Regions from separate parts of the Homo sapiens genome. Here region 1 is linked to region 2. Evidence: read pairs that join two places in POLR2A ChIA-PET (ENCODE). Cell type or tissue: MCF 10A. All regions are shown on one strand. Links, peaks and the distances in the headings refer to the core of each region. The heading gives the core; the rest is flanking DNA. Region 1 has its middle 30 kb from the start of SMNDC1. Region 2 has its middle 95 kb from the start of SMNDC1.

Region 1 (15,797 bases), core at 3,005-11,004, 63 kb after region 2:
AATACACATTTTTAGTGTGAAGACATCACAAAGCTTTTAAGGAGTGTCTGGGCTTTTAACCCTGTGACTTCACTCCTTCCAGAAGCTGGGGCTGGGGCTTGTTCTACCTGGATGCTGATTTTTAGGGGGCAGGGTTGCCGACTGGGAGTCCATTTTGAGTGCTCCTAGAAGGAAAATGCCACAAAAGCTATTGGAGCAATTAGGCAAAATGTAAATGAAATCTATTTGGGGAGGGTCGGGGAAAGCTGAAAGATGTGGTTAAGCAGTGGGGCTGCAGGGACCTGCAAATGGGAAGGAAAAGAGGCAGCCGGTTATTTTCAGGAGGAAAGGGGAGGTCCTTGGTATTCTCTGTGTGCATTTATTCAATGTCTTAACATTTTCATCAAGTGTCTTCTATTCAGTCATCAATCCAGGCTATCTTCACAGGGGCCAAGGCCATGACTGCCTCATGGTCTAATGCTTCTGGGAGGCCTTATTTTTGGACAAGTATATGGCTTGAAAATTTTAGATGACACACACCAAAAAATGTATTAAGCTCTTGGGGAGGGAACAAAGGAATGAAGGAGGCAAAAACTTAAGAATCTCAAGGGCCTCACACCATCCTTAGTCCTTGAGGAGGTGGCACCAGGAACACAGAGTCCTAGCAGGGAATCACAGCAGGAGATAGAGAAATACTTGGAGAAAAGTGGGTACCCAGCCTACAAGGAGCAGAAGGGCTGCCGGACTCAACCTGAACAAGCACCTGTGGTTCATGAACCAGCAGGCCAAATACTCTGGACAGCATCCCAGCAATTACCAGGGGCCAAAGCTTGTGGTAGGGAGCCTGGGGGATCTTCCCACCCAAAACTTCTTCAGGGGTCCTTTCTTACCCCTTATGATGTCTGGGCACCAAGCAGGGGCAAGCTCTGCAGACAGGAATAACCCCAGCACTAAGACGTGACTGCATTCATGGAGAATCTGTCCCTGGGATGCCCTGCAGATCCAGTGGGGAAGTCAGACAAGACCAACGGTATCTGAAGCTGCGGCTTGATGATCTTTACTGCTGTTTACTATTCCAAAGTGTGAATACAACAGCTTTCATTTATCCAGTGAGCTTGGGTGGACATTTTGCTTGTTTCCATTTTGCAGCCATCACAAACCCTGCTTGGTGCCCAAGCATGAATGCGCCCATCCCCACTACGGGGTTTGTGCACACACTGCTGTTGGTTCCTAGGATGAGGATTAGCAGTGGAACTGCTGCTCACAAGTTCGGCTTCTCACGTTCAGCTTTGGTGGATACTACCAAAGAGTGCCCTGAAGGGCTTTGATGGTTTTACTTCCCAACAGAGTGTTCGGGTGTTCCTGCTGCTCAGCATCCTCACTGACACCTGGGATTGTGAGATGTTTTAGTTTTTGTTGCTCTGGTTGCTCTGTGGCTTTCGTTGTGGTTTTAATATTCATTTAACTGGTGAAAGTCAGGTAGGACACTACTCACCTGTTCCTTGAGCCTTGGGATTTCCTGATGTAAAGTGTCTCTCCACGGGTTTTTTGTTTTTTTTTTTTTGGCCCATTTTTGTTTGAATTAATTCTTATAACTCCTTTGACAATGAATGTGTTGGAAAATTTTCTCCCATTTTATGACTTGCTTTTTCATCCTTGTATGTCTTTTCATTGCTAGCATTTCTTAATTTTAATGTTATCTATTTCACCTATGGGTGATGGACCAGTTTTTTGTTTTATTTCCATTAGTGGCAGACCAATATGTTCTAAGATAAAATAAGATTATAAAATACATTGAAAATTTTTTTAAGTGCTAAGACAATTGTCAAGGAAAATTTGCTGCATCCTTTTCGGCGACTTTGGCTTTTAATACTCTACTAGGTTTTCTTTACACAAAGCACCTGTATAACGCCAGATACATTTAGACACTCAATGGATGCTTTAGAATCTAAAATGGAGAGAATAAAGGTATCAAACTGGCCTGAAATGCTGGAAAAGAGGCATGAAAGAAAAGACAATTGAGCTACCAGACATTAAAAAGAGGAACACTAGAAAACTAGGATAATGACAAAATGTCCTCAAACAGAAAATCTGAAAACAACCAGATTAAGATTGGAATAAGCTCTACCCTAGCATATTTCTTGCCATATGAAGTGGTCTGCCAGAATCCAAGCAGGGAACACAGCGATCTTACTCATTTGCATGCTATTGCCCAGAATGCTCTACAGGTTCGTCATTTTGAGGAAGAACTCTGCTAGCGTCAGAGTTTGGAAATGAAAGCAAATTAATTTTAGATAGGGCGAGATCATCTATTCTACTTATTCATGGAATTCTTCATTAAAGTTTTGGTTTCGCATCATCCAGCGTTGTTAATTTGCCCAGATGGTATCTGGAGTATTATTCTCTAACCTTTCAAGCTTTGGGAGTTAACTCAGGATGGCCTATTTCAAACAGGTCTCCTTTAAAAGTCACAGTACGTTTTAACTTTTTGTCTAGCTCATTTCTAAATGGGACCCTCTTCTGGGCCAGCTTTTCCATAATCAAAGATAGAGACAGACATAGAGAGATAGTGTCAGAGAGACACATGTATAGAAAAAGTGAGCATGCTATGCCAGTAGTGTCTTTCTTTGTAAAAATTACCTGCTCATTTTTCTTGATCTCACCAGACTGTGATCTGGCAGATAAGTGGCAGAAAATTATAATTGAAGATGGTGAATCTTTCCTGACTCACTTCAGTGTTCCATGCTGTTCAACTTTCAGCTTGCTGGGCAATACAGGCAAAGAAATGGAAAATAACTCACAGTCCATCAGTATCATGAATGCTCGGACTGTGCATGAATGTCTGTGAGTGCTGAATGTGTGGGTGCTGACCGTGTGGGTTGAGTGTGTGTGTACATGTGTACTGAGTTGTGTTGTGTTTCTGGTGGGTGTGTGTATGTTTAGCATGTGTGCTGAGTGTGTGTGTGTGTGTGTATTAATTGTTCCGGTGTTGAGTGTTTATATTATTGAGTGTGTATTAAGTGTGCATATGTATTGAATGTGTGCGTTGAGTGTGTGGGTCTGCTGAGTGTGTGCCTGCAAATGGGCCTGTAGTAGGGATGTGTGGCAAAGACAGCAGGAGGATTAAAACACACCTGCCTGGCTGGGCGCAGTGGCTCACACCTGTAATCCCAGCTTTTTGGGAGACTGAGGCGGGTGGATCACCTGAGGTCAGGAGTTCGAGACCGGCCTGGCCAACATGGTGAAATCCCTTTGCTACTAAAAATACAAAAATTAGGCCTGGTGCAGTGGCTCACGCCTGTAATCCCAGCACTTTGGGATGTTGAGGTGGGCGGATCACCTGAGGTCGGGAGTTCGAGACCAGCCTGAGCAACATGGAGAAACCTCATCTCTACTAAAAATACAAAATTAGCCAGGCGTGGTGACAAATGCCTGTAATCCCAGCTACTCGGGAGGCTGAGGCAGGAGAATCGCTTGAACCTGGGAGGCGGAGGTTGTGGTGAGCAGAGATCGTGCCATTGCACTCCAGCCTGGGCAACAAGAGTGAAACTCCATCTCAAAAAAAAAAAATTAGCTGGGTGTGGTGGTGATGTAATCCCAGCTACTCGGGAGGCTGAGGCAGGACAATCTCTTGAACCCGGGAGGCGGAGGTTGCAGTGAGCTGAGATTGCGCCATTGCACTCCAGCCTGGGTGGGAGAGTAAGACTCTGTCTTAAACACACACACACACACACACACACACACACGTATACACCTGCCTTAGGTCTCCTGTGTTGCATCAGGAATCCAAAGGGCTACTTCTGCAGTCTGACTTCTTTTGTGTGGTTTGCAGCTTTAGTACAAATGAGACAGCAGTGACCAGCTATTATTATTTATTTGGAGGGGATTATCTTGAGTAATCTGGAAAAAGAGAGAGGACACCAGGTTTAGTTTCTGTCCTCAACCCACACTCTGATCTCATGGTTGCTACTTCTTAATTGCCTCTTTCTTTACTGGGGCTCACAGCCCACTTTTGCCTCCTTTCAGGTTGAAAAAAAAATCTTAATTATCCAGAGACAATCACTGGATGCAATGCAATTCACCAAGAAAGTGAATGGGGCAGGGGAGGGCAATGACAACAAATTGGCCACCAAGAAATTGGCTCACAGGCTCTCTTGCCCAGTAACCTATGTCACGGGTACAATCTAAACCCTCAACTAGATGGAAAGCTCTTCAAGGGCTGAGATTTTCTCTTCCTTTCCCTGACAGCCTCCTTCCCACCTCTCTCACACTTGGCACTGTTAAGCTCTTAGTAACAATGGTGATAGCTAACACTGAGCACCTGCTTGTGCCAGAGCTGGTCTGAAGCTTCACTCCAGTTGACAAGGTGCCGTCATGTGATTTGGCCCTCACCGACCACTGCCTTCTCAGCTCTGTGCTCCAACCAAACCAGCATTTTTTTTTTCTGTTTCTTCAATCCACCAAACCTGTCCCCCATCAGGGCCTTTGTATTTGCAGTTCCCTCTGTCAAATGTTGCTGAAAGGCCAACTGAGTCCAGAATAGAGCAGTAGTCACTGGACTTGGGCAACACAGATATGACTGCGATCTGACAAGTGTCATCTCAGTGGGTGAACAGAGACAGAAGCCCCAGCTGCAGAGGATAGAGGAGAGAACATAGACAGTAACTACAAAATTTTAGCTGTGAAAGGAAGCAGAATGATAAGGCGATGGCAGGAGAAAGATGTGGGGTCAAGGAAGATTTTTTTTTTGTTTGCTTGCTTCCTTTTAAAGTAAGAGGTAAGGCAGCAATGAATTGTCTTAGTACATGTTGTGCTCCTGTAACAGAATTCCTGAGACTGGATAATTTATAAAGAACAGAGATTTATTTCTTCTAGTTCTGGAGGCTGGGAAGTCCAAGGTCAAGGGGCTGGCATCTGGTGAGGTCCTTGTTGCTATATCATCTCATGCAGAAGGTGGAAAAGTAATAGAGCAAGAAGGGGCCAAACTTGCTTTTATAACAAGCCTATAATGATGACATTAATTCAATCACCTCTTATTAGGCTCCACTTCTCAACACTGTGGCATTGAGGATTAAGTTTCCAACACATGAACTTTGGGAACACATTCAAACCATAGCAGTACAGAAATGACACAGGTTCTGGCACAGGGCCCAGATGCAAGGGAGACAGGGAATAATTGCTGGGAAGAGTCATTTTGGAGAATAGCAAAATGAAAATGGGATCTGATAGAAAAGTGTTCTACGGTTGTAAGGCATTATTTTGTTCAAAAAATTTAATGGTCACAAACTCCTATCGGGTGCATATTGTTATTCTCATTATTTAATAGACGAGGAACCTAAGAACCAGAAATGTTAAGTAACTTGCCCACAATCACACTGCATGCAAGTGGAGGAGTTAAGATTTGAAGAGAGATTTTCTGACTCCTGGTTAATTATGAGTTCCAAGTGCAAGATTATAAAGGATAAAAAACTCAGCTCCTTAAGTCAAAGCAAAGTCTGAGAGTATCAGAGATACACACAAAACCCAAGGCTTGAAATCCAGGTACTAGAGAAGTCAAATCGCTCCAACGGTTTATAAATGAGGACAATTTCAAGATTTCGTTTAGTTGCCAGGAAATACATCTGTTGGCAATGTTCTACTTCTCAAGGGGGAGGTGGACAGTTCGGCATTTTCTTTGAACTAAATCACTGAGCTGAGCCACATTTCTATTTTATAAGCTTTTCTGTATCTGTGCATTATTTCACAATAAAAAGTTTAAAAGCTGACTTGTTGATGGTAGATGATATGGGACCATGTCCTTTCAAAATGTGGCCCACCTTAGTAGTTCCCAAACCTGACTGGTCATCTGAACAACCTGGGGAACTTCTAAAATGAATATTTCCACCCAAGACCCAGGGAATCAGAATTCCCTTACACAGAACCGAGAACTTGTATCATCAGAGGCTCCCTGTGACTCTCAGGCTCAGCCAAGTTTGGGAACCACCAGCCTCAAGTACGAACATTCAGTTAAAATTAATGTTTTCTGCAATGTTGTTTCCTATGGCCTATGGAGATGCTCAAAATATGCCTCATGCAAGACAGAGTCTAGTTAATTCAATAATGTTGTGTGTTCTCTTTTCCTGCCCTACACTCTGAACGTAACCTCATCCTTTCCCTTCTGATACATCCATTGCTTTGTACCACAGATACAATGTGTTATAAGATAAGCCCTATAGCTTAAACACCTAATGATCATAAAACTGATTGCATCTCTTCCTTTAGCATTTCTCTCTCTTGACACCTTCTGAGGAAAGACCTCATGCCATCCTGAATGAAAGCTTTATAAGAAGGTCAGGGTCATGGGTGAAGGCACCTGCTCCCATGTGGGAGTGGACTGATCTCTTGGCTGAAATGAATGTTGTAGCAGTTAGGCTGTTCCCCTGCTACAAGGGCCACAGCAGTATACCACTGGTCAGGGAAAGAGAAGTTCTCCATACTCTCCTGAATCTCGAGTCAATTGAGAAACCATAGACCGTGGCCATTCCCGGAAAGGAGGCAGAAGAGCTTAGATGCAGGTTGATGCCTCAGGAGAAGCTGAGCGCAAAGGCAGAGCCAGCTGTGTTGACCATGCAGACTCACAGAGGCCTTAGACACACCAGCTCCCGGAGTATCACTTTCCCTGCTTCTCCAACCTAGAAAGAGTGCAGTCAAAATGCAGCTCCATTTGTTGCCCTTCCCTGGGGAAAAAAAGAAGAAAGGGGCAGGAGTTCAGGATTTATTTTGCAATGTGAATCTCAGGAATGCATAAGAAATGGCAGTTGGCAGTTGCTGCCTCTGAGCAAAGACGCTCTATTGAAATTTGACTCATCCTTGGCAGCTTATTGTGCTTTTCTCCTTCGCCTTCCTTGTAACACAGAGGAGTGAGGTGAGTAATGCTCTGCACAGTAAGAGAAAAATAGATCCCCAAATGCCTTCCATTATCCTAAAGGCCTGTGTTACCAGCTGTGGCGGCAGGGGGTGTGGTCCCATCCATTAGCAGGGGGAGATTCAAAACATCTGACGCCCTCTCTCCGAGGCTATTTGTAGTTCCAAAAGCGCGACAAGCAGGGACTGAAAACTGATAAACCCAGAGAAGTCTAAAAGCCCTGCTGGGGGTCCTGTGAGAGCCAGGATGGACAAGAGCCCTTATATGCAGGAGTTCTCAAGGCCACACAAAAGGAAAACAGCCAGACCTACTTTCTGCTGCCTAACGTTGCCCAGTCCCTTCCCCACAGGTGTAAGAACCACTTCTACCCAAGGGTAAAAATAGTTCATATTTTTTGAGAGCCTGTTACATGCCAGGCATTGTGCAAAGCATTTTCTATGGGCTATGTCACCTAATTCACATGCATGTCTGTGCACACACACATGCGTGCACACACACAAACGTTGAGGTGGGTACTGTCACTATCTCCTTTTACAGATGAAGAAATAAGGCTCAGGAAGGGTAAGTAACTTGCCCAGGGTTACCGGGTTAAAACAGATCCAGGCAGTCTTCAGAAGACAGTCGTAAATAAACACAGCCATATTAGAATATCTGCTTGGTTAAATGTAGATATTTGAACAGTGAACAACAGAAGTACAAGGAAAAAATTTTGTTGCTTCATTTATTTTGCTTTATAGACTATCTAGGTCTTAGAGATAGGACTATGGCTCAATAACCCCAGACTTCCTAGAAGTGTTTTTGGTTACCTTCTAAAAGGAGGAAATGAGGATGTGGTCATTGCCAGAGTCAGAGGTTAGTTAGTAAGTCAGCAGTAGGTACAAATCACAGGTCATTATTATGAAGCTTCTCCCTCACTTACAGAAACCTTTTGTAAAAAATTAAAAGCCTCCATCTTCCCCTATGAAGTTTTTGTTTGTTCGTTTGTTTTTTGAGACGGAGTCTCAGTCTGCTGCCCAGGCTGGAGTGCAATGGCAAGATCTCGGCTCACTGCAGCTTCTGCCTCCCTGGTTCCAGCGATTCTCCTGCCTCAGCCTCCCGAGTAGCTAAGATTACAGGCGCATGCCACCATGCCCAGCTAATTTTTGTATTTTTAGTAGAGAAGGGGTTTCACCATGTTGGTCAGGCTGGTCTCGAACTCCTAACCTTGTGATCCACCTGCCTCGGCCTTCCAAAATGCTGGAATTACAGGCATGAGCCACCACGCCCGGCCCCCTATGCAGTTTTAAAAGTATATGTTAAGTTCTAATATATAAGAAACATATTTTTCCCTTCTGGAATTGACCACATTAACCTCCTATCCAACCAGAATCATGCTAAGGAGAAAAATAAATGTTCATCTCAATGGCATTTTCTTATTCAGCTAATTGATTTTTTTCTTTTTCTTTTTTTTTTTTTTCAGATGGAGTTTCACTCTTGTTGCCCAGGCTGGGGTGCAATGGTGCAATCTTAGCTCACTGCAACCTCCGCCTCCAGGGTTCTAGCGATTCTCCTGCCTCAGCCTCCCAAGTAGCTGGGATTATAGGCATGTGCCACCATGCCCAGCTAATTTTTTTAAATATATATTTAGTAGAGACGGTGTTTCACCATGTTGTTCAGGCTGGTCTCAAACTCCTGACCTCAGGTGATCCACCCACCTCAGCCTCCCAAAGTGCTGGGATTACAGGAGTGAGCCACCGTGCCCAGCCGATTTTTTTAAAAATAACAATAATGCCTGAACATCCAGCCACCTAATTACCAGCAGCTTTTTATTTGCACTATCATTAACTTCACAGCTGCCTTGTTAGTAACAAGTGGTACCACAGAGACATCAGCCACAACTGTTAGTTTCTGAAAGGAAGAACATGAAAAAGGACCAGCTCCTCCTTGGTGAAGGTCAGAGAGGGCTTCAGGCTGACTCCAGCAGCACAAGTGCCCGATCTCAAATGGAGGAAGCTGCCTGTGGAACCATGTTGGGTGGACGGGATCTTGGTGAGCATCTGGTTCAATCCTCTCCACTGACAGGTGAGAAAACTTGAGGTCCAGAGAGGTTAAGTAACTTGCCTGTGATCACACAGCTAGTTACCTTTAGTACTGGAACTGAAGCACAGGCCTCCTGATTCCTTTGTTATTTTTTAAAAAAAAATTTTAATTGAGGAATACATACAGAAAAGTATACATATCGTGAGTGTACAGCTTAATTATCTTTAAGTGGGCCATGTAACCACTACCCAGGTGAAAGGAACAGAACATCTCTAGCACCCCAGAAGCTCCTGATATTTCCCTTCCCATCACTACACACTCTCTCCTCCTCCTGATCCTGACTTCTAACGCAGTAGATTAGTTTGGTTTGGCCAATGTTTTTTGAATTAAGAGCTATTTTATGTAAAGCTCATGTATTTAAAGCTGAAAAATGAAACTTGTTCTTTCATAGAGTGTGTTAAATGGTATATTAAGAAAACATGTCCCATTTGTTAAGGGATACAAAATTACAGCTAAACAAGAGGAATTAGTTCTAGTGGTCCATACTACTGGAGTATGACTAAAGTTAATAATACATAGTTTCAAATAGCTAGGAGGATATTGAATGTTCCTAACATGGAGAAATGATACATGTTTGACATGATGAATATGCTAATCATCCTGAGCTGAGCACTATACATCATATGTATCAAAACATCACTATGTACTCCATAAATATGTATAATTACATGTTAATTTAAAAAGTAAATTTGGGCCTGGCTCGGTGGCTCACGCCTGTAATCCCAGCACTTTGGGAGGGCAAGGCAGGCAGATCACTTGAGGTCAGGAGTTTGAGACCAGCCTGGCTAACATGGTGAAACTCCGTCTCTACTAAAAATACAAAAAATTAGCCAGGTGTGGTGGCACACACCTGTAATCCCAGCTACTTGGGAGGCTGAGGCAGGAGAATTGCTGGAACCCAGGAGGCAGAGGTTGCACTGCACTCCAGCCTGGGAGACAGAGTGAGACTCCATCTCAAAAAAAAAAAGGTAAATTAGGCCTGGTACAGTGGCTCATGCCTGTAATCCCAGCACTTTGGGAGGCTGAGGCAGGAGGATTGCTTGAGGCCGGGAGTTCCAGACTAGCCTGGGCAACATAGTGCAACCCTATCTCTACAAAATATTTTAAAAACAGGTGAGTGTGGTAGGGCACTTGCCTTTAACCCTAGCTACTTGGGAGGCTGGGGTGGGAGGACTGAGTGAACGCAGGAGGTCAAAGTTACAGTGAGCTCTGATCGCACCACTGCACTCCAGCATGAATGATAGAGTGAGATCCTGTCTCAAAAAAAATAAATAAATTGATGATTTCTTAGAAACAAGTAATTAGGGTTAAATGAAATCATATGGGGGGGCCCTAATCAAATAGGATTGGCTTCCTTATGTGTCCAGAATTGGCGGGTTCTTGGTCTCACTGACTTCAAGAATGAAGCCGTGGACCCTCGCGGTGAGTGTTACGGTTCTTAAAGGTGGCATGTCCGGAGTTTGTTCCTTCTGATGTTCGGATGTGTTCGGAGTTTTTCCCTTCTGGTGGGTTCGTGGTCTCGCTCGCTTCAGGAGTGAAGCTGCAGACCTTCACGGTGAGTGTTACAGCTCTTAAGGCGGCACATCTGGAGTTGTTCATTCCTCCCGGTGGGTTCGTGGTCTTGCTGGCTTCAGGAGTGAAGCTTCAGACCTTCATCGTGAGTGTTACAGCTCATAAAGGCAGTGTGAATCCAAAGAGTGAGCAACAGAAAGATTTATTGCAAAGAGCAAAAGAACAAAGCTTCCACAGCATGAAAACAGATCTGAACGGGTTGCCACTGCCGGCTCCGGCAGCCTGCTTTTATTCCCTTATCTGGCCCCACCCACATTCCGCTGATTGGTCCATTTTACAGAGAGCTGATTGGTCTGTTTTACAGAGAGCTGATTGGTCCGTTTTGACAGGGAACTGATTGGTGCATTTACAGTCCCTGAACTAGACACAAAAGTTCTCCAAGTCCCCACTAGATTAGCTAGACACAGAGCACTGATTGGTGCATTCACAAACCCTGAGCTAGACACAGGGTGCTGATTGGTGCATTTACAAACCCTGAGCTAGACACAGAGTGCTGATTGGTGCATTCACAATCCATTAGCTAGACATAAAGGTTCTCCAAGTCCCCACCAGATCAGCTAGACACAAAGCACTGATTGGTGCATTTACAAACCTTGAGCTAGACACAGGGTGCTGATTGGTGTGTTTACAAACCTTGAGCTAGACACAGAGTGCTGATTGGTGCATTTACAAACCCTGACTAGACACAGGGTGCTGATTGGTGCATATACAATCCCCCAGCTAGACTTAAAAGTTCTCCAAGTCCCCACAAGACTCAGGAGCCCAGCTGGCTTCACCCAGTGGATCCCGCACTGGGGCCGCAGGTGGAGCTGCCTGCCAGTCCCACGCCTTGCGTCCGCACTCCTCAGCCCTTGGGCAGTCGATGGGACTGGGCACCGTGGAGCAGGGGGCGGCGCTCGTCGGGGAGGCTCAGGCGGCACAGGAACCCACAGCAGGGGGCAGGGCAGGGGAGGCTCAGGCATGGCGGGCTGCAGGTCCTGAGCCCTGCCCTGTGGGGAGGCAGCTAAGGCCCAGCGAGAAAGCCAGTGTAGCGCTGCTGGGCTGGCACTGCTGGGGGACCCGGCACACCCTCCACAGCTGCTCATCCGGGTGCTAAGCCCCTCACTGCCTGGGGCCGGTGGGGCCAGCTGGCCACTCCGGGTGCGGGGCCGCCGAGCCCACGCCCACCCGGAACTCGTGCTGGCCCACAAGCGCCATGAGCAGCCCCGGTTCCACGGTTCCGCCCACGCCTCTCCCTCCACACCTCCCCGCAAGCTGAGGGAGCCAGCTCCGGCCTCGGCCAGCCCAGAAAGGGGCTCCCACAGTGCAGCAGAGGGCTGAAGGACTCCTCAAGTGTGGACAGAGTGGGCGCCGAGGCCGAGGAGGTGCCAAGAGCGAGCGAGGGCTGCAAGGGCTGCCAGCACGCTGTCACCTCTTGCTTATACAAAGAAGAGATTAGGATGCAGACACAAACAGACAGAAGACCATGCAAATACACAGAGAGAAGATGGGCATCTCTAAGCCCAGGAGAGAGCCCTCAGAAGAAAGCAGCCCTGCTGACACTGTGATCTCGGACTTAGGTTTCTAGTCTCCAGAACTGTGAGAAAATAAATTTGTTGTTTAAGCAAGAAAAAGAAAAAAGGAACTCCAGGAATGTTCTATCCCTTTGCCCATTTGACATCTACACTTGGATGTCTTGCATAGCTGAGGCAGCAATATGTGTTGGGGTGATCAGACTCAACACCAGGTCATGGGGGCGACGAAATCCAGCAGAGTCAAAAGAATGAGAAAAAGACAGTTTGAGAGAGAAAGTGGGACCAGGGGGCCATCGCGAGTGTGGAGGCTGGGAAGGCCCTGAGCTTTGGGAGCCCTCGCTATTTGTTGGTGATCAAAGAAACAGGTGGTGAGGATGTGGGGGTTGAAACGAAATGGTGTATCAAGTGAATGAGAAACATATGGCTACTTGAGACAATGGGAGTGCTAGAAGCAAGGAGCCAGCAAGTCTAGCAGACATGTAAGCTCCACCTCAGCTTCTCTCCCAACGACTCAGCTTTTCTCCCAACAATATGGATTCCATCACACCCCGCCTTGACTTTCTCATTTTTGTAAATGGCGCCATCATTCACCTGGCTGCTCAGGCTAAAACTTAGTCATCAGGCTTAAATCATCTTTTCCTCACACCTCCCTTTAACCCACAGTACATTCTATTGACTAAGCCTCCAAAATGTATCCTGAATGCAACCCCCTTTCTCTATTTCCATCTCCACTGCTCCAACCCTGGCCTGGGGCCCCTCCATCATCTCTTGCCTGGACTACTGCATTATCTCCTAATAGGTCCTCCTTATGTCCCTCTTGCCTTCCTTAAGTCCAACCTTCAACCCACATCTAGAATAATTTTTTTTTTTTGAGACGGAATTTCACTCTTGTCACCCAGGCTGGAGTGCAATGGCGCAATCTCGGCTCACTGCAACCTCTGCCTCCCAGGTTCAAGCAATTCTCCTGCCTCAGCCTCCCGAGTAGCTGGGATTACAGACGCCTGCCACCATGCCTGGCTACTTTTTTTGTATTTTTAGTAGAGAGAGGGTTTCACCATATTGGGCAGGCTGGTCTTGAACTCCTGACCTCAAGTGATCCGCCCACCTTGGCCTCCCAAAGTGCTGGGATTACAGGCATGAGCCACCACGCCCGGCCTAGAATAATGTTTTTAAAAGGTAAATCAGGTCTCAGTAACTCCAGTGAAGGTCTGTTGCATTCAGAATAAAATTCAAATTCTCACAAAATTGAGGGGACTGCCTCAGCTTACCTCTCTGCCCCATCTTCCTCTCTCTACTGGTCTCCTTACTCGAGACATTCCAGCCACATGTGCCTTTTTTTAGTCTCTTGAACAGGCCAGTCTTGTTCCTGTCTTAGAGCCTTGGCACCGGCTATTCATTCTCCTCAGGGCATTCTTGCCCCAGTCTTTGAATGGCCGCTTCTTTGTATCTTGTCATTATGACCGCAATTCAAATGTTGCCCCCTCTGAGAGATGGGCCCTGTCTGAGAGCAGGTGGCTCGCTCCTATTTAATCTTCTTAATAGCTCTTATTTATACCTAAACTTTTCGTATGTATTTATTGTTGACTACTTTAACAATTGTCTCCTCCTGCTGGAATGTAAGCTCTTTGAGGGCAAGGACTTCTGTTTATAGCTGTATCCCCAGTACTTAGAACAATATCTGGCAACAGAAATCACTACATAAGTATTAGTTGATTGGCTGGATTTCCTCAACTCTTTTTTTTTTTTTTTTTTAAGATGGAGTCTCTCTCTGTCACCCAGGCTGGAGTGCAGTGGCGCAATCTCAGCTCACTGCAAGCTCCGCCTCCTGGGTTCAAGCAATTTTCGTGCCTCAGCCTCCCAAGTAGCTGGGATTACAGGCATGCACCACCACACCTGGCTAATTTTTGTATTTCTAGTAGAGACGGGGTTTCACCATGTTGGCCAGGCTGGTCTCAAACTCCTCCTGGTCTCAAGTAATCTACCCACCTTGGCCTCCCAAAGTGCTGGGATTACAGGTGTGAGCCACTGCGCCTGGCCTGGAGTTCATCAGCTCTGACAAGATGGGAAAGCAGTTACTTATCATACAGTCTCCATTGTTTATCATTTCAGGACACCAAGTTGTTAGTAATGGAAACCCAATTCAGGCTGGCTTAAGCAATAGTCATAGAGAAGACCAGTGGTAGGCCTCTCTTCAGGCACAGCTGGTACCAGAAACTCAAATTATGTCACCAGAATTATTGTCTTTCAATCTATCCCCTACTTCCCGAGCTATGCTTTTTTCTGAGTTGGTTCCATCTGCTGCCAGGCCAGCTCCATGCAGTGACTCCTGCCAACCCTGGGTTTACATTCTACATTGTATAGCTCGGCAACCTCAGCAGAGAAAAACTGGCCCCTTCTCAGTAGTTCTAGCAAAAGTCTCAGAATTAACTTCCATTGGAACAACGTAGATCATGTGCCCATCCCCGAACTAATCACAGTGTATAGAGGAATGGAATATGCTAATTAGCCAAGCCACTTGCCCACTCCTAGATAGGAGAGCATGGTTGGCAGTGATCCTTTGGCACAAGGGTTCCCATTTGAACCACTTTTGTTGGTTGAACCGATCTATTTGTACAACTAGAAACATAAAGCTTATTTCTCTAGAGAAGCTGCTAACCTGACCCACAAGTGCAGTTTTATTCCCACCAGAATATAAAATCCATAAGGACAAGGACTTGGTTTAGTTACTACTTTATCTCCAGTACTCGGTAAGTCTAGGCATTCAATGACAATGAATTTTTTTTTTTGGAGGGGGGATGGAGTCTCGCTCTGTAGCCCAGGCTGGAGTGCAGTGGCGTGATCTCGGCTCACTGCAAGCTCCACCTCCCGGGTTCATGCCATTCTGCCTCAGCCTCCCGAGTAGCTGGAACTACAGGCGCCCGCCACCATGCCCGACTAATTTTTTGTATTTTTAGTAGAGACGGGATTTCACCGTGTTAGCCAGGATGGTCTCCATCTCCTGACCTCGTGATCTGCCCACCTCGGCCTCCCAAAGTGCTGGGATTACAGGCGTGAGCCACCATGCCTGGCCGAATTTTTTCATTCATTCAATAAATGCTTACTGAAGCATTTAGTAAACAGGGCATTACCTGAGCTGCATGGTTTGAAGGCAGAGGAGGCGCAGTCCCCCAAAGAAAACTGCAATGCTATCTCCAGGGGAATAGAAGCAGGTTGGGCAAAAACAAAACAAAAACTATCTCAATTATCTGTTTTGGGGAACTAAAGCATCTTACTGAAAATTTTGCCAGTTCCAGAAGAACCAGTAGTTTTAGAGCTTAAGGATGAAAAACAGTCTGATTGCTGCCATCGTACAGCCCAGCCTAGTGACTTCATTCACCCTTTTAACATTTACACAGCACTGACTGTGTGCCATATCTCACAAAGCCTGTAGGACTCCTCCTACCCTTGAAGGGTACACCCTTTGTCATTGTCCTTTCTGTCAGCTGGTGCTGAGTTTTATTACTGGGACCTAACCTCAGGATCTTAGGGTCAAAGTCCTTACCTCTTGCTCCCCAAGTGTCCAGGCTTAAAGTTCCTGAGCCCTGCTCTATGAAGCCCTCATCTTCCAGGTCTAGCGTGTTTACCTTTGCCTTGCGTTATCACTAATCTTCCTGAATTTGGCCCTTACCTCAGGTTGCTGGACTGCTTCCCCTCCTATCCTACCCCTTGGAATTTGCTCTCTGGCCAGCCCAGCTGAATCACCAGGCCTG
Region 2 (15,797 bases), core at 5,116-13,115:
GGCAGGGATTGCTTGTTTTCCAGAATGGTCTTGGTTGCAGGGACCCAGGCCTCCTCCAGCCCCTCTGGGTAGCTTAGACTCTCTACTCCCCAAATTTGGGTTTCCTCTGCTTCCTTCCCAGGGAGGTGTCTGTACTCTCACCCCTGCTACCCGAGTCAGTGTCCTGGAGAGCTGGCTGGTGGAAATGTCTTCTCTGTACCATGCTTGGCCTTTCAGGTCCACCTATTCATCATCTGGTAGTGACTAGAAACATTCCTTTCCGTATTTGCCCCAGGCCAGGCAGCTTGCCTGGACTTACAGGAGAGGGGCCATTCTGCTCAGCCTGCACTGGAGGCCAGCAGAGATCTCAGCTCCAGCCCACAGGGAACAGTCGTTACGGTGGAGAAAATATGAGTTTGAATCGTTAGTTTCTGTGCTTCTTAGCTATGTGACTTTAGATAAGTTACTTCACTTCTCTAAGCCTCAATTCTCTTATCTGGATATTTTTTCCCTTTTCTGAATTCCTGCATCACTGCTCTCCTGGTAGGCATCTCTGCTAGGCAGCAATGACAATACCCTACAGGTTGCTATGAGGGCAGGGATGAGAGGGACAAAGCTCGTGGCAGGGCTTGGTAGATGAACCTCCCCAGCTTTCCACACCTTACCACATGTTATTTTCCTATTCCATTCTCTTCTCCTATGAAATGACTGGTTTGTTTGCTCAGCAGTCATGTGTTGAGAGTCAGGCACCATCACACACTGGCATGTATTATCTTCATCCCACATCCCTGTGAGGCTTAAAGCGTAAAGCCCATTTCAAGAGTATCCTGTGGCTCAGAGGAAGGGTAAGAGTTAGGAGGCTACCAGGGTGTAGAGTCAGCATTCGATGCCTGGGCTTCAAATTCCAGCAGGAGCCCAGCTCCACAGGTTTCCATGGACTGTTTCTCTGCCTGGAATGTCCTCCCATCTCTCCCCCTAATTATCGTCAGTCATTCAGAGTCTCATTCCTTCCATCTCCTCCAGGACACCTTCTAAATCAGTGAGGACACTTTTGATTGCAAGTGACAGAAACCTCCCTCCCAAAGAGGCTTAAGAAAAAAATGGGAATTTGGGGCTCAAGGAAACCAAAAACCCAGGTGATCTTATTTAGTTACAGTTGGATTCAGAGCTCAAACAACATCATCAGTATTTTCTTTCTCTCCAAATCTTCGTCTACCCGTTTTTATGAAGGCGGAGGTTTCAGGCTCTACAGAGTAGCAAAAGGCACAGCAGTTCTGGCACTCACGTCCTTACAATTTTTTGGTATAGCGGAAGGAGTGAGTCTTATTTCTCCAGAGCTCCTCAAACTTTGTCTTGGAATTGAGATGTATTGTCATTCTCTGGTCTAACTTGGGTCAGATTCCCATTCCCAAACCAATCAATGTGTCCAGGGGATGGAGTTAGTGGATTAACTTAGACCTAAATCTCCTTCACCTCTCTGGAGCTCCTGGTGGAGCTGGCTTTACCAATTGAGGTATGCTTACTAGACATAGGTGAATGGAAGCTGACCACAAAGCAAGATGTCCACAAGCCCCTGTTGAAATTTTTTCCCTTTTCTGAATTCCTGGTAGGCATCTCTGCTAGGCAGCAAACTCTTTGAGGGCAAAGACCCTGTACATGACCCTGAGCCCTTAATAGAGCACCTGGAAAATGGGCACCAAACATGTGCTTTTCAATGGACCTAAGTATTTATTCAGAACTCAATGCACCTAGCTCTGAGCTAGTGGCATCAGTTAAGATTCAACTGAGAAGAGAAACACTCTTGCTATTCTAAACAGGAGAGGGCTTGTGACAGGGTGTTGAATGGCTTGCAGAATCACTGGGAGAGCTGAAGAAACAGACTCGAGGTTGAGCTTTCAGAAGTGACTGCCTTAGGCACACTGCAGAACTGGGCCACGAAGAGGGCTGGTAAGGGGACTGTGGTGAGGAGCCAGTGTCATGTGTTGGCCATGGGGTTGGAGAGAAGTGCACAGATTGAGGAGGTAAAGTCAAGTGGCTTTGAGGGTGGATCGAGGCAGCAGAGTCTGTGGGTTAAGAGCCTGACTCTACCACTAACTTGCAAGGTGGGTAATATCTCTGGGATTCAATTTCCTTGTCTGTAAAATGGTGATAATAACTCCAATTACATCATAGGGTTATAAATTATGTTTCTAGCTTTCTGGAGACCAGATGCTACTCCTGGGCTAGGAAATGCAGGAGGAATGGGTGGGGTTTGTGTGGAAGAGGGTCCATTCCATTTGGGTTTCTTGACTTAATGGATCCTGGAAGGAATCTAACTGGGCGGCTCAGCAGACTATTGAATGTTAGGTCCCAGGCTCCAGAGAAAAATCTGTGCTGGAGTTTTCCATTTTATTGTGATTAATTCTGATTTACTCTTTTTAATTTGGGTGATGTAGCTCACAGCCTTCACATGGGACTTACAGGGAGGCTAGCGTTCAGTCCCCTTCATCCTAAGTATTTCTACTTTACCAAGTGGCAGCCTCTCTCCAGGAGCCAGGAGCTTCTACTTATCAGCCCTTTCGGTTATCAGATGCCGTGCTGAGCATGTACCTGGATTATCTCCTTTGGCCCCCAGGACACTCTAAGACAGCTACTATTACAGAAATGAGGAGAAATGAGGGAAGCATCAGGAAGTTGAGCAAGTTGCCCAGGGCCACAGAGTCAACAGCAGAGAGCAGCTCTGACCTCCAAGCCCGTGCTTACAGCTCATGTTGTAGCGCAGAACTTTCAGTGATAACAGAAACGTTCTATCTGCACTGTTCAGTGTGGCCACCACCAGACACAAGTGAACTAAGGAATGGAATTTGAAATTTTCTTCAACTTTAATTAATTTAAATTTAATAGCCACATATAGCTAGTGGCAACCATATTGAATAGCATTGACCTAGTCCTTCCGGAAGGCCAAAGAAAAACCCAAAACTTGCCCTCCGACCTTGTTGCAGTATCTTCTCATTTGAAACAGTTCACAGTAAGGGCTAGGGCTCATCTTGAGTGAAACACGGTCTCCCCACAGGCTCCTGAGCTCCTCACTAAGAGACGTTCTAGCCCTTGAGGGTTAACTAGATATTTCCTGCTTCCCACAGTGTTCGAAGGTACCAGATGGGGAAGTTGGATGGGTTGGGAGGTGTGAAGGCCTCCTGGTGGCTTCCGAGATGGAAAAAGGAAATGCCCTTCTGCGGCATCCTGGAATACCAGGCTCCAGCCTGGCATCTAAAGCAATGGCACTGTTGCCTGGGAGACGAGGAGCACTAAAGACCTCCCAGCGGGTGGCCAGCCTGCAGCAGGGACCACTCTTGGAGGACAGCAGCAGAAGCAAAGGGAGGAATGGAATGGGGCATCAGGGGCAGAAGACCCGGAGGTACTGGGGGTGGAAGGGGCCAGGATGGGGCCTGGTGCAGATGGGAAGACAGAGGGGGAGGGAAGAGAAGGCCTTGGCTCTCAGCAGCAGGGTGAGGGGAAAGCAGGAACTGTACAAACAGCAGAGTGGAGACTCAAGCAGGTTTGGGCAGAAGCAGTGCCTATGGATCCTTACCAATTTAGAAGTAAAAACTCTTAGTGTAAACCAACTGCTCTTGTGATGCAATTGTCAGCAACAGCTGAGTAAGTAATTAGAGGCCTGGGAAGAGGCTTGCTGCCATATAACCTCGGCACCCGCCTCCCTACTGTCACCTCTGTGGCTGCGCCAGTGCCATACTTACTCTTCTTCCCCCAGCAGGACTATGTTCTAATTATATCTAGCCAGGCTCACCAAGAGTGTTTCCCATGGAATTTCATTTCCGGGCCTGTTGAATGCCAAATTAACTTTTAATCATCCTGGAGGTATTGAGTTTAATTAACCAGATTGAAAGTGACAAGCAGAACAGGATTTAGAAGGTAACTTTTTGGGGTGCTTCTTGGGAATGCAGAACAATTTATTTCCAGGAAGTTGGGCGGTTGAGGGGCATGTCTGTGCTCTCCAGCCACAGTGTCTGCATATTTGAGAGCCCACTATGTGCCTAGCTCTGCAGTAGACAGGGTCAGGGCAGAAGGGTAGAAAATGTGGCCTCTGGAGAAGCCCAAGCTTGAGATGGAGAGAACCTCACCAGGCACGAAAAACAGGAGTAGGGAATAATACAAGACCCTCTGTCTTCAAGTCCTAAGTGGTGCCATGAAGCCTGGTCAGCAATTCACTTAAACCAGTGCTTTTTTTTTTTTTTGTTTCACTACACCACCACATCTGTCTACATTTAAAGCTAATAGCTACTCTTTATTGCACGTTTTTTTATGTGATAGCCAGGTGTAGATACAGTCACCCTCACAGCCTTTCCGCCTTCCTGACTGGGCTTGGGTAATCTTCCCTCTGCCATAGGGCCAGGAGCCTGACTACCTGGTCAATTTGGCACATCCCATTTCCTTTGCCAGAGACTGGCGTAGGTGTGGGCATGGGATGCCATCCTGGCCAAAGTGTTCTTAGAAATAGTCAGCTGAGAGGCCGGGTGCAGTGGCTCATGCCTGAAATCCCAGCGCTTTGGGAGGCTGAGGCGGGCGGATCACCTGGGGTCAGGAGATAGAGACCATCCTGGTTAACACGGTGAAACCCCATCTCTAGTAAAAATACAAAAAATTAGCCGGGCCTGGTGGTGGGTGCCTGTAGTCCCAGCTGCTCGGGAGGCTGAGGCAGGAGAATGGCATGAACCTGGGAGGCGGAGCTTGCAGTGAGCCGAGATTGCACCACTGAACTCCAGGCTGGGCGACAGAGTGAGACTCTGTCTCAAAAAAAAAGAAAGAAAGAGTCAGCTGAGTTGGGGGTAGCGTTCTGGGAAAGGTTCTCAAAATGAGGCACACAAGAGATATCCCCTTTTTCTACCAGAAGTTGTCGTGTCTTGGTGTGAGGGCTTGTGGCCTGGGACTGTGGCAGCCATTCTTTCACCATGAGGGGATCCACCTGAGAATGCAGCTTACATTCTGAAGATGGCAGAGTAGGAAGAACCTGGAAGCTGTTGAGCTGTGAATTATCCAACCCTGGAGCACCCTGCCTGAAGCCCTTTTCTTAGGTGAGATAATACATTCTGGCTGGGTGCGGTGGCTCATGCCTGTAATCCCAGCACTTTGAGAGGCCAAGGTGGGAGAATTGTTTGAGCCTCAGGAGTTTGAGACCAGCCTGGGAAACATAGTGAGACCCATCTATACAGTTGTTGTTTTTTTTTAATCTTAAAAATTAGCCAGGCGTGGTGGCACATACCTGTGGTCCTAGCTACTTGGGAGGTTGAGGTGGAAAGTATCACTTGAGCCTGGGAGGTAGAGGCTGCAGTGAGCTGAGATCGTGCCACTGCACTCCAGCCTGGGCAACAGAGCAAGGCTCTGTATCAAAAAACACAAAACAAAAAAGCACAACACATTCTGTGTGTTTGCAGCTATTTAGGGTAAAGTTTCCATGAAGCTGTAGCAACCAAGGGCATCTTCACTGGGAGCCAGACACTGTGCTAAGTACTTCACGTCGATTATCTTATTTCTGTGCTACAGCAACAAAGACAAATTCAGCCTTGGTTCCTGCTCTCACAAGATGGAGTCCTGAGGTACAGAATATGAGATAGCAGGTGTGGTGAGCTGAGGAACAATCCTGACCAGGAGGGTTCAGGGAAGGCTTGTTAGAGGAGGTGGTGTTTGAACTGAATCTTAAAGGAAAAGGAAAAGTTGGGTGCACAGCGAAGGTGGTGGAGAGGATACTTCAGGCATGGGACCCACGTGAACAAATGCACAGCAGCTCATGGTAGCTTGGGGCCTTGAGAATCTTAACGGGAGGGAGTGACACCGGGGTGTGCCTGGGCCAGGCAGGGTGAGGCAGGCGAGGTACCTAGGGCACTTGCGCCGGCCTGAGAATCAGTACCTCCTTACGTTTTGTGCCTAAGCATTTCAACTGGTCCTGGAGAAGGGACTCTATCTAGAGTCAGTCGGCCTTGGATGAAATCCTGGATCTCTCATTGATGGTGTAAACTCTTGGCCTCAGTTTCCACCCTTGAGAAATGGGTCTAAGACCCCTACCTCACAGGATTATTGGAGGATCACATGAGTCAGAGAATGTAAAATTCCTAGAGGAGTACCCGGCTCGTGCTTGGTGGAAACTGAATTAATTTTTTAAAAATAAATCCTATGGTAAGAGCTTAAAACCAAGATTTTTTTAAATGGCTAAAAGAATGACATCTCTGAGTTTTCCTATGCCTCATGCTGGCGTGCTCCCTCACTATTTGATTCTTTCCCAGATCTCCCTCATGCTGGGGTGGGCAGGAAGCGAAGAACACAGGAAGGAGGGAGTCAGAGGCTGATGGCAGTTCCTGCTTCTCCAGTTTTAAGACCAAGACCCAGTTTCAGGCCTATCAATGTCAAGGGGAAAGGTAAATCCTGCTCCATCCAGGGCCAGAGGTAAACCCCCACCCCTTGCTCCACACCTCAGGGGTGTGCACCATGGGGAGGGAGGGAGGCAGGACCTCCAGCCCCTCTCAGCTTCCTGAGAAGTCTTTGCCACCTGGGGACCCCTCCCTGCATCCCCCTCCTATGATCTCCCATCTGGGGCCTTGGTGAGAAGAGGCTGTTGGAATGCCTCAGGAGACATGGCATGTGTCCCAGCCAGAGCCATCTTGATAGCAAAGCTGACACCACAATCCCGATGCCTAATTGCATGCCTTCTCCCTCTCACCTTCCCAGCACAGGGAGGTTGCTGAGAAGAGAACATGAACACAGAGGCTAAGAGTGAATGGGTCTTTTCTTTTTTTCTTTTTCTTTTTTTGGTTTCAGTTTTGTTTTGAGATGGGGGTCTTGCTTTGTTGCCCAGGCTGGTGTTGAACTCCTGGTCTCGAGCGATCCTCCTGCCTCAGACGCCTGAGTAGCTGGGATACAAGCGTGCACCCCCATGACAGGCTGAGTGGATGCTTTGGATTCAAACTCTGCTGTTGACGAATACTGTTAGTTGCCTGTGTCATACATCTCCCACAGCCCCCCTTATGCTACACCTTCTGCCACATACACACCCTTCCTTACAGTGACAGCGAACCCAGCTCCAGGCAATGGACTATGACTGGTCTAAGCCAAGGGTCAGCAAACTACGGCCTGAGTGCCAAATCTGAATGCCCCCTGTTCTTACATGGTACATGAGCTAAAATGGTTTTTAACACGTTTCAAATGGTTGAAAACATAAAAATAATATTTTGTGACACATGAAAATTATATGATATTGAAGATTTTTAAAATTTCAATGTATAATTTTTATTTTTTTATAGAGACAGGGTATTGCTATGTTGCCTAGGTTAGTCTCAAACTCCTGGCCTCAAGTGATCCTCCTGCCTCGGCCTCCCAAACTGCTGGGATTACAGGTGCGAGCCACTGCACCCAGCTGAAATTCAAGTTTAAGTGTTCATAAATAAAGTTTTATTTAAATACAACCACATACGTTTGTTTATATATTATCTATGACTGTTTTTGCGTGACAAAGGCAGAGTTGAGTAGTTGCAACAGAGACTGTATGACCCACAAAACCTAAAATGTTTCCTGTCTACAACTTTCCAGAAAAAGTTTGCAACCTTTGGTCTAAGCAATCATGATAATCCTGCTCCTTTTTTCCCAGGCTTCCTTGCAATGAGGAGTAGGCACATGGTCCAGTTCTGTCCAAAGAAAACTAAGCAGAGGTTTCTGGGGGAGACCTGCATAAAAGCATTATTTTTCTGAAAGAAGGAGACAGCATGGCTGGGCCCCATCCTCCCTACCTCCTGCCTGAAGTGTGGGTATACTCTCTGGAGCCCAGCCAGGTATCTTCTTTCAGAGCCCATCTCCTGCCAAAATATGGAAAAACAGAGGGTCAAGAGTTCAGTCTGGAGGGCTGGGCAGGCTGGCTGGGGTCCAAGAGAGGGGAACGGTCCACCCTGGGCACCTGTCCAGAGGATGGGCTGCTTCTCACCTAGACCAAAGGAACCACTTGTCACCTGGAGTGGATTGAAGAAGGGTTGTCCCCTCCCAAGAACTTATTCGATGACTCCTGTCTGCTGGCCCCAACATTGACATCTGGAGGGCTGGAAGATGGACTGTCTCTGCTATGGAATCCTGGTGGCCAGCATTTTCCCCACGTCTTCTGGGTTTCCCTTTGTACCCAGCTCCTCCTATTGTAACTGAAAGATAGTAGATAATCAAAATAATCTTGGATGGTTGGGTGGATAGGTAAGGGCTGAATGAATGAATGAATGGAAAATACAGCTATTAAGAGGCTATCTTTCACACATGTGAGCTGACGGCAACCCTGTGAGGTCACAGGCTAGGTGTTACTATGCCCATTTAACAGAGAAGGAAACCGAGGTTCTGTAAAGCTAATTGACTTTCCCAAGGTCACAAGACTTGGAAGAGGTGAAGCTATGGCCCAAACCAACACTGCTTCAAGACCTGGGCACAGGCCCCTCCTGCCTCACCTCCCTGGACATCACCTCCAGTCCATACTAGACCCAATATATAGGCAAAGAACCTGCCGTCATCTCAGCAAATCATGAAAGGAACTTTCATGATTTGATGTGCAACCTTTGCAAATCAAATGATACGGGTCTGGGAAGCTGCCAGGAACAGCCTCTCATCCACATCCCCCAGTTCTGCTCTTGGGACTGCCAAGAACACGTCACTTCCTTAACAGTACATATTTGTAGAATGAATGAGTTCTCAGTACATATTTGTAGAATGCATGAGTTGCCCTGCATCGGTACAAATTCCTCAACAAAAGTCATAGGCTACAAAATCCCGGAAATGCAGGTACGATTGACATCACGTTTCCTAGCTTTGCAATAGAATGCAATGTGCATTCTGGTGGCCAAATGAGCCTCCTGCTGTGCTACACAAGCCCATGATATTCATCACCACCATCATGAAGGATCAGTTATCAGGCACACTTGCTGTGTGCCACTCACTATTCCAAGCATGCTATGTGAATGTTCTCATTTAAACTTCACAACCAACCCAGTGGTCTGGGTAATACTGCTATCCTCATTTTATGGTTGAGGAATTTAAGGTTCAGAGAGGTTAAGTAACTTGATCAAAGCCACACAGTCAGAGGTATCAGAGTCAGGTATAAACCCAAGTTTTTGTTTTGTTTTTTGTTTTGTTTTGTTTTTTACCTCCAATAAGAGAGGAGGTGGCAGGGAAGTCTTGTGTGGGATGGCTCTTGGGGGACAAATGCCCCCTCTGTAATCTGTATGGAGGGTGGTCCAGTCCGAGAGCTGACAGGAGAAGAGAGAGCTGCTGCTCAGGGAGGCAGAAGTGGGCGGGGACCTCTTGTTTGGGCAAGCCTTTCCTTGTCCCGTGCCAGGCTCAGCCCTAGCAGGCTCACCCAGTGGACATGACTGTTTGTGTGTGTTGGGGGGTGGGGTAAGGGCAGTGGATTAGGAGGGGTGGGGCTGGGCTAGCTGGGTTGTGATTCCCATGGAGACGCTGGTGATTCATTGCCCCTTCCAGCGAGTGGGGCCTCTATCAGGATGTGACTTGTAGTAAACAAGTCACAAGATGCCATCCAGGCAAGAGGGAAATGGGGAGGGGAGGATGGTGTCTCATCCTGAGCCTGGGCATCCTGGGCTTCGTAAAGTGCCTACCTGAGGCCCATCCCCAGGCTGCAGTGAAAAACCTTTCTTTGCCTGGGGGGAAGCACACTGGAAAAGGTCACTGCCAAAACCTTTTGAACTCTTTTTCCTGGAAGGTTCCAGGACCTCCATTGCCCTGGCCCAGAGGTACAGCGACTCGAGCTTGGGCAGTGAGTCCTGGTGCCCGGAGAATATCTCTCCCAGGGCTTCTGAGAGGTATGCATAGATAAGTCAACCTATGGAGTTTAGAAGAGCTGGGCTGAAAAAGAAAAGAAAAAGCTAAATCAACCTGCACACCATTAATTGGCACCTACTATAAGTCCAGCAGGGCCCAGTGGCTGACTTGGGATAGGTGCTCAATAAAGGTGTGTTGCCTGACTGAGTAACTGAACCGGGCTCATAACTCCAGGCCAGATGAGAAAACAGAGGAGGCACATCCCAGCCTTCAAGGAATTCAAAACCTCACTCACAGTAATAACACAATTCACAGAACAATTAAGTGTTAAATTGCGAGACTCTCCCTAGGTGTTCTAGGAATTTTAAATGGGGGCTGGGACCTTAGGAAGGCTTCCTGGAGGAGGTGGACTCAGGTTGGTTGAGTGGGGAGGCTGGAGGTAGGTCTGAGTGTGAAGGGGGTTCAAGATGAACATAGCGAGGAATGAGGCAATTGTGTGATCCTTTGGAGTGGGAAGGTTTTTAAATATCCTGCCTGATGCCCACAGGCCTGTACCACAGTTACAGGGCTTGGTTGTGGAGGTTGACCCCATGCCAGGAAATCACTGAAGACAGGTATGTCCGTTATTGCCTGATTTTATGGGTGAAGAAACTGTCCCGTCTTATGGGTGAGGAAACTGAAGCTCTAACATGCTCAGTAAATTACCTGAAGCCACATGGATACAAAGGGGAAGAAAAACTCAACTTGCGCTCTTCAACATGTGGGCCGCTAGCCGTGTATCTGAAATGTAGCTAGCCGTGTGAGTGCTTGAAATGTAGCCAGTCCCAACTGAGCTGTACCGTATGTGTAAACAACACACCAGATTTCAGACCTACTAAGAAACAAACAAAAAATATATAAAACATCTAATTTATAGCTCTTGTTAGTACTTATTACATGTTGAAATAATATTTTGGATATATTGGATGAAATAAAATCTATCATTAAAATTACGGTTAACCTTTGAACAACACGGTTTGAATTGAGAGGGTCCACTTATACACAGATTTTCTTCCACCTCTGCTGTCCCTGAGACAAGACCCACCCCTCCTCTTCCTCCTCAGCCTATTCAATGTGAAGTCGCCAGGGATGAAGACCTTTATGATGAACCACTTTCATTTAATGAAGAGTAAATATATTTTCTCTTCCTTATAATTTTCTTAATAACATTTTCTTTTTTAATGGCAAGGCTTCTGGTCAATAGCAGGCTAGTTATAGTCAAGTTTTGGGGGAGTCAAAGTTATACTTGGATTTTTGACCTCATAGGGGTTGGCACCCCTAATCCCCTCATTGTTCAAGGGTCAACTGTAATTTCATCTGTTTCTTTTTGCTTTTTAAATGTAGCTACTAGACATTTTTATTTTACTTATTATTTGTTTTTCTTTTTTAGAGACAAGGTCACCCTATGTTTCCAAAGCTGGCCTTGAACCCCTGGGCTCAAGTTATCCTCCCGCCTCAGCCTCCTATGTAGCTGGGACTACAGGTGCACGCCACCATGCCCGGCTAGAAAATTTTGAATTATATACGTGGCTAGCATAATGTCTCTACTGGACAATATCCCTGCCAAGTAGCAGCGCAGCCTCAGCAGACACCTCTAAAGATGGTGTATTAGATCATTAGAGCTGCTGCAACAGAGAACCCCACAGATTGGGTGGCTTTAATAATAGAAATTTATTGTCTCACAGTTCTGGAAATTTATTGTCTCTGACTGGAAGTCCAAAATCAAAGTGTTGGTTCCTTCTGAGGCTCTGCCTCTCCTCTAGCTTCTGGAGGTTTGCTGGCCATCTTTTGGGATCTGTGGCTTCTATAGCTGAAAAGCGTTATGAATTCTATGCTTTCCATCACCCTGGTTCTATCCCTGCCTTTGTCCTCACATGCTGTTCTCCCAGGGTCCACATTTCTCCTCTAAAATAGCAACACCCATCATGTTGGATTAGGGACCCAACCTACTCAACTAATGACATCTACAAAGACCCTATTTCCAAATAAGGTCATATTCTGAAGTACTAGGGGTTGGAGCTCCAACATATGAATTTGAGGGTCACACAATGCAACCCATAACAGATGGGGACTCCCTCCCTCTCCAGGAGCCCATTCCATATTTGGATCACCCTGAATGATCTTCCTCTTGTGCCAGCCCAGAGATCCACAAAGGAGCCTCCTTAAAATCTCTTGCAAATGCCCAGCCCCACTCTGTCAGGTGGTGCCAGGGACCAGGGACACCCTCATTTCTTTCCTTGGAGCCCAGGTATGATGGGCCCCACCCTGGGTGAGACATATCTGTTAACGATAACCACCTGGAGAGCAGGAAGGAGAAAACTGATAAGGGAGAGAAGGTTAAAAATAACCCATGAGCTGCCCACATGACCTTTGCCCTTTGCAACTTTGATTTACAAGCATCACAACCAGGAGATCACCTGGGTCTATGCTGGCTGTAAAACCTCATGGCTGACGCAGCTTTCTACTCAGTGGCCTGGGAATTTCCAGTCCTGTGGTGTGACCGATACACAGAGGTCAGGCAGTTGTTTTTCTTTCTTTTTTCCCTGGCAGCCCTTCAACACCTTCCTAAGAGTGGGAGGGGTTCTAGTGAGGGCTCTGACTTACCGCTCTTTGTCCCTTAAGAGGAGGGAGTTGGCTTAGGAGGACTGCACTGTCCTTCAGAGCAGCCGGGTCACTGGGACCCAGTTCAACCCCTGTCCTAGCATGACTTGGGAGAGCTACGGAGTTTATTTCAGCCTCGGTTTTCTTATCTGCCAAATAGGAATAAGAAAGAAGGTTTGCCTTGCCTGTCCTGTCAGGTGCCAGTGAGAAACCATCTAAGAGGGCATCTGGGCCCTGGGGTTCAAGGAGGACTGAGGTGGTCACCAAGCCCACCTGCACTTCAGTCCCCCTCGCACATTGCACATACATGAAGTGTGTTCGGGGCCAGGTCTTAAGGTGCTTTGGGTCCCTCACTGTCCAGGATGGGGTTCCCAGCGGAGCTGCATCAGCATCCCCTGGGAGCTTGTCAAAAATGCAGACTCTCAGGCCCTACCCCAACCTGCTGAACCAGAATCTGCGTTTTTAAACAAGATCCCCAAGAGATGAGTGTGCTCATTAAAGTTTGAAAAGCCCCACTTCAGTGGACATTATTTTGCCTGTCTTGGGCCCATTCCCCCTTCTTCTGGTAAAATTGATCGTATTTTTTTGGGGGAGAACCATGGGCCCCAACTCTGGCCATATGTGCTTCAGTAGGGCTAATCCACTCTCCAGAACCCTGAGGGCACACGAAAGTGAGTCCTGGCCAATCCAAATCAACGCTGGGACTGTGGCTGGGCACAAGGACCTCTCTTTACATGGCTGTTGTTCCGCTGTAGGATGGAGTCTGGAGGTGGGCTCCGCCATTTTGGTCACGATTATGAGAATCTAAGAGTGGAATCCTTGAAAAAAGGAGCAGAAGAGGGTGTGTGTGTGAGTGAGTGTGTGTGTGTGTGTGTGTGTGTGTGTGTGTGTTTAAGAGAGAGAGGAGGATTCCAGATCACATCTACTGAGCTTCCATCTTTGTCCAAATTCAGATCGACTTCCTGGCTTTTCAGTGTATATAAGCCAATCATATAAGACCGAAAGAACAGGTCTCGTAGGATGTGATGACTCCTGCAGGAGGCAGGTAGGAGGATATCTGAGCAGGCAGATGATAAGGGATGAGAGTGTTAATGGTAAAATAACTGGCAGTGAAAGACATTTCAGGCAGGTGGTCCTACTTGAATGCCCCCTTCCAAGCACATCTGTGGTGCAGTGTGTCCCATTCCTGGAGCCAGGCCTGACCTGCCCAGCCTGCCTTGCCCCCACCCCCGTCCCCAGGCTTTTGCTAGGAGCTCTGGACTCATAAGCTCGGGCCAGCTCTGGCATCGCATTGCCTGGGCATCTCCCTGCTTCCAGGATGGAGGCCCCAGGAGAGAGGAGGCTGTGGCCCGGGGCTGAGGACAACAGCCAGGGCCCAAGGCTGTTTAAGGAAAAGCCACAGTTCCATTGTATAGACCTGTAGACAGAGGGGTAAACTCAGAGGAAATGAGTTGCCTTGATGCACACGTTGATAGCCAGGGGCTACGTCTACCCGGCCAGGCCCAAACTGCGTTCCCCAAGACATTGACCAACCTTCCCCATTTGATAATGACTGAAGGGGTTTCAGGACATTGGCCAACCAGGATGAGTTTGATTGCCTATTCCCAGAGGTTTCCGGAGCATGCATTGGGACAGGCAGGAGTGGTAGGGTGGGAGTCCTGGGATGCCAGGTCGGGAGGGGAATCCTCCTGCCTCCGGGAAGCATGGGGTCTGCTCCCAGGGCTGCTTTCCCAGAAGCCAGAGCACCCTCGCCCCTGCAGGGCTTGGAGGGGGAGTGCTGAGATGCAGGGATGGAAGAATCTAGGCATGAGTATGCATGTGTGTGTCTGTGTGTGTAGAGGTCTCGTGTGTGTGTGTGCTCACGCCTATGTGCAAGTGGTAGTATCAGTGGCCAAATGAGAGGCAGTGCCTGATGTGAAGCTGCTGGGTATGAAACATGAGAGCTGTGAGAATCGCCTGAAGACTCCATGGGCCAGGGCTGAGTCCCTGAGGGGCAGGTGTCCGTGTGTGAGGGGAGGGAAGGCTGGGAGTCACCTTTGCATCTATGAATCCGCCACGCGTGTGCCTTGCAGGTGGGAGTGGAAACGGTGGGAGGTGTGCGTGGAGACTTACCTGCTGCCTATGGGAGCTGGTTCTGTGTGGTCATTCTGTGTGTCTGTGTCAGCTGTGGGGGTTGTGATGGGGAATATTGCTGTCTTTGTGAGTCTGTTTGGGGCATATGGATGAGCACTGGGTGTGTGGGCAGGGGAGGAACCTGCTGCCTGTGGAATCCACATGTGGGTCGAGGGCCTGTGGGCTGGGCAGCGAGTGCCCACAGTGATGTGAAAATACGGTGTCAAGTGTGAGCCCACTGAGTGGGTGGGCAAAGCTGTCCCTCCAGAGTCAGGCCCGGCATTGTCTCCCTGATTGTCTGCCCTGAGAGCAGCAGGAGTTCCCGTCCCAGGGCTCACATTGTCCTCAGTTAATTCCAGTTAATCCTGGTTAATATCCCCACCTGGGGGAGTTTAATGTGCCCCTTCGGGCTTCTTCCCCACTAGACCTTCTCAGAGTTAAGGAAGCAGCAAACTGCTTGGCAGCACAAAGCCCCTGGGCCACATTTGCCACTTTTTTTTAGAAGGAAAATTGCTGGCAACACTTCCATCCTCCGCTTCCAGAGAGAGCGGCTTTCCGCACAGATGTGTCTTCATACCAAGGCGGGCGCCTGGGAGCACCCGACTGTTCCTCGGCATTGCCATAAATCTAGGGAATATTCGAATGATAGAGCCATGTGGCCCGATTGCGAAAGGGCGGGGGTGGGGGGAACTCCCTGAGCCTTTGTGAGAGGCTGAGAGGAAGCAAGGCAGGGAGGAGATAGGAGGAGGAGAGAGCAGGGAGGGAAGGAAAGGCAGGAGAATGGAGGAGGCAGGCAGAGGGGGCATCCTGTCTGGCAACAGAGTGACATGGCTGAGTGCTGAGCCTCTAGCAAGGGTCTGGGACTAGGACTTGTTGGGGATGTGCTGTGAGCCTGAGGAAGGAGGGGGACAGGCAGAAGCCCACAGGGGAGGAGGGGTCCATTAGCTCTGCCAGGAAGCTACCATCAGGAGAGGACAGGGGAGGGGTCTCTCTCACCCATGCCCCTTTTGTGACTCCCAGATCTTCTCACCTGTGTGGGAGTTGTCAGGCTAGAAGTAAAAGCCTCACTGACTTAAGTGAGTGACTTAAGCTGCTTTGGACTCTACCAGGCACCAGCCCTACTCACTCCTGAATCCCTCATCCCAGCCAGAGATGGACCTCAGCAGAGAAAGGGTCTCGCGCTTCCTGCCAACCTGAGGTGGTTGGCTAACACTGGGGGCAGACAGTGCTTACTGGACCACACCTCTTAAAACACAAAGCCCACCGTGGTG

What was found. ChIA-PET counts read pairs that join two places held together with the same protein. Peaks named below come from ENCODE experiments on the same cell type or tissue, not always from the same donor. Only the 100,000 strongest peaks of a DNase experiment are listed, where the experiment ranks them.
Region 1: POLR2A ChIA-PET joins it to region 2 with 14 read pairs; 7 of 35 experiments call an interaction of 5 or more read pairs at or near these places.

Annotation. Positions count from the first base shown.
Region 1 is chr10:110,327,423-110,343,219 of GRCh38, reverse strand. No RefSeq gene overlaps it. Among named protein-coding and RNA genes, the nearest start is that of SMNDC1, 30 kb to the right of the region's middle. In MCF 10A, for the core only: no CTCF peak of the experiment used is centred there; DNase peaks (open chromatin) are centred at 5,109 and 6,819.
Region 2 is chr10:110,392,427-110,408,223 of GRCh38, reverse strand. No RefSeq gene overlaps it. Among named protein-coding and RNA genes, the nearest start is that of SMNDC1, 95 kb to the right of the region's middle. RefSeq lists enhancers at 12,201-12,450, 12,219-12,513. In MCF 10A, for the core only: no CTCF peak of the experiment used is centred there; DNase peaks (open chromatin) are centred at 8,683, 9,393 and 12,323.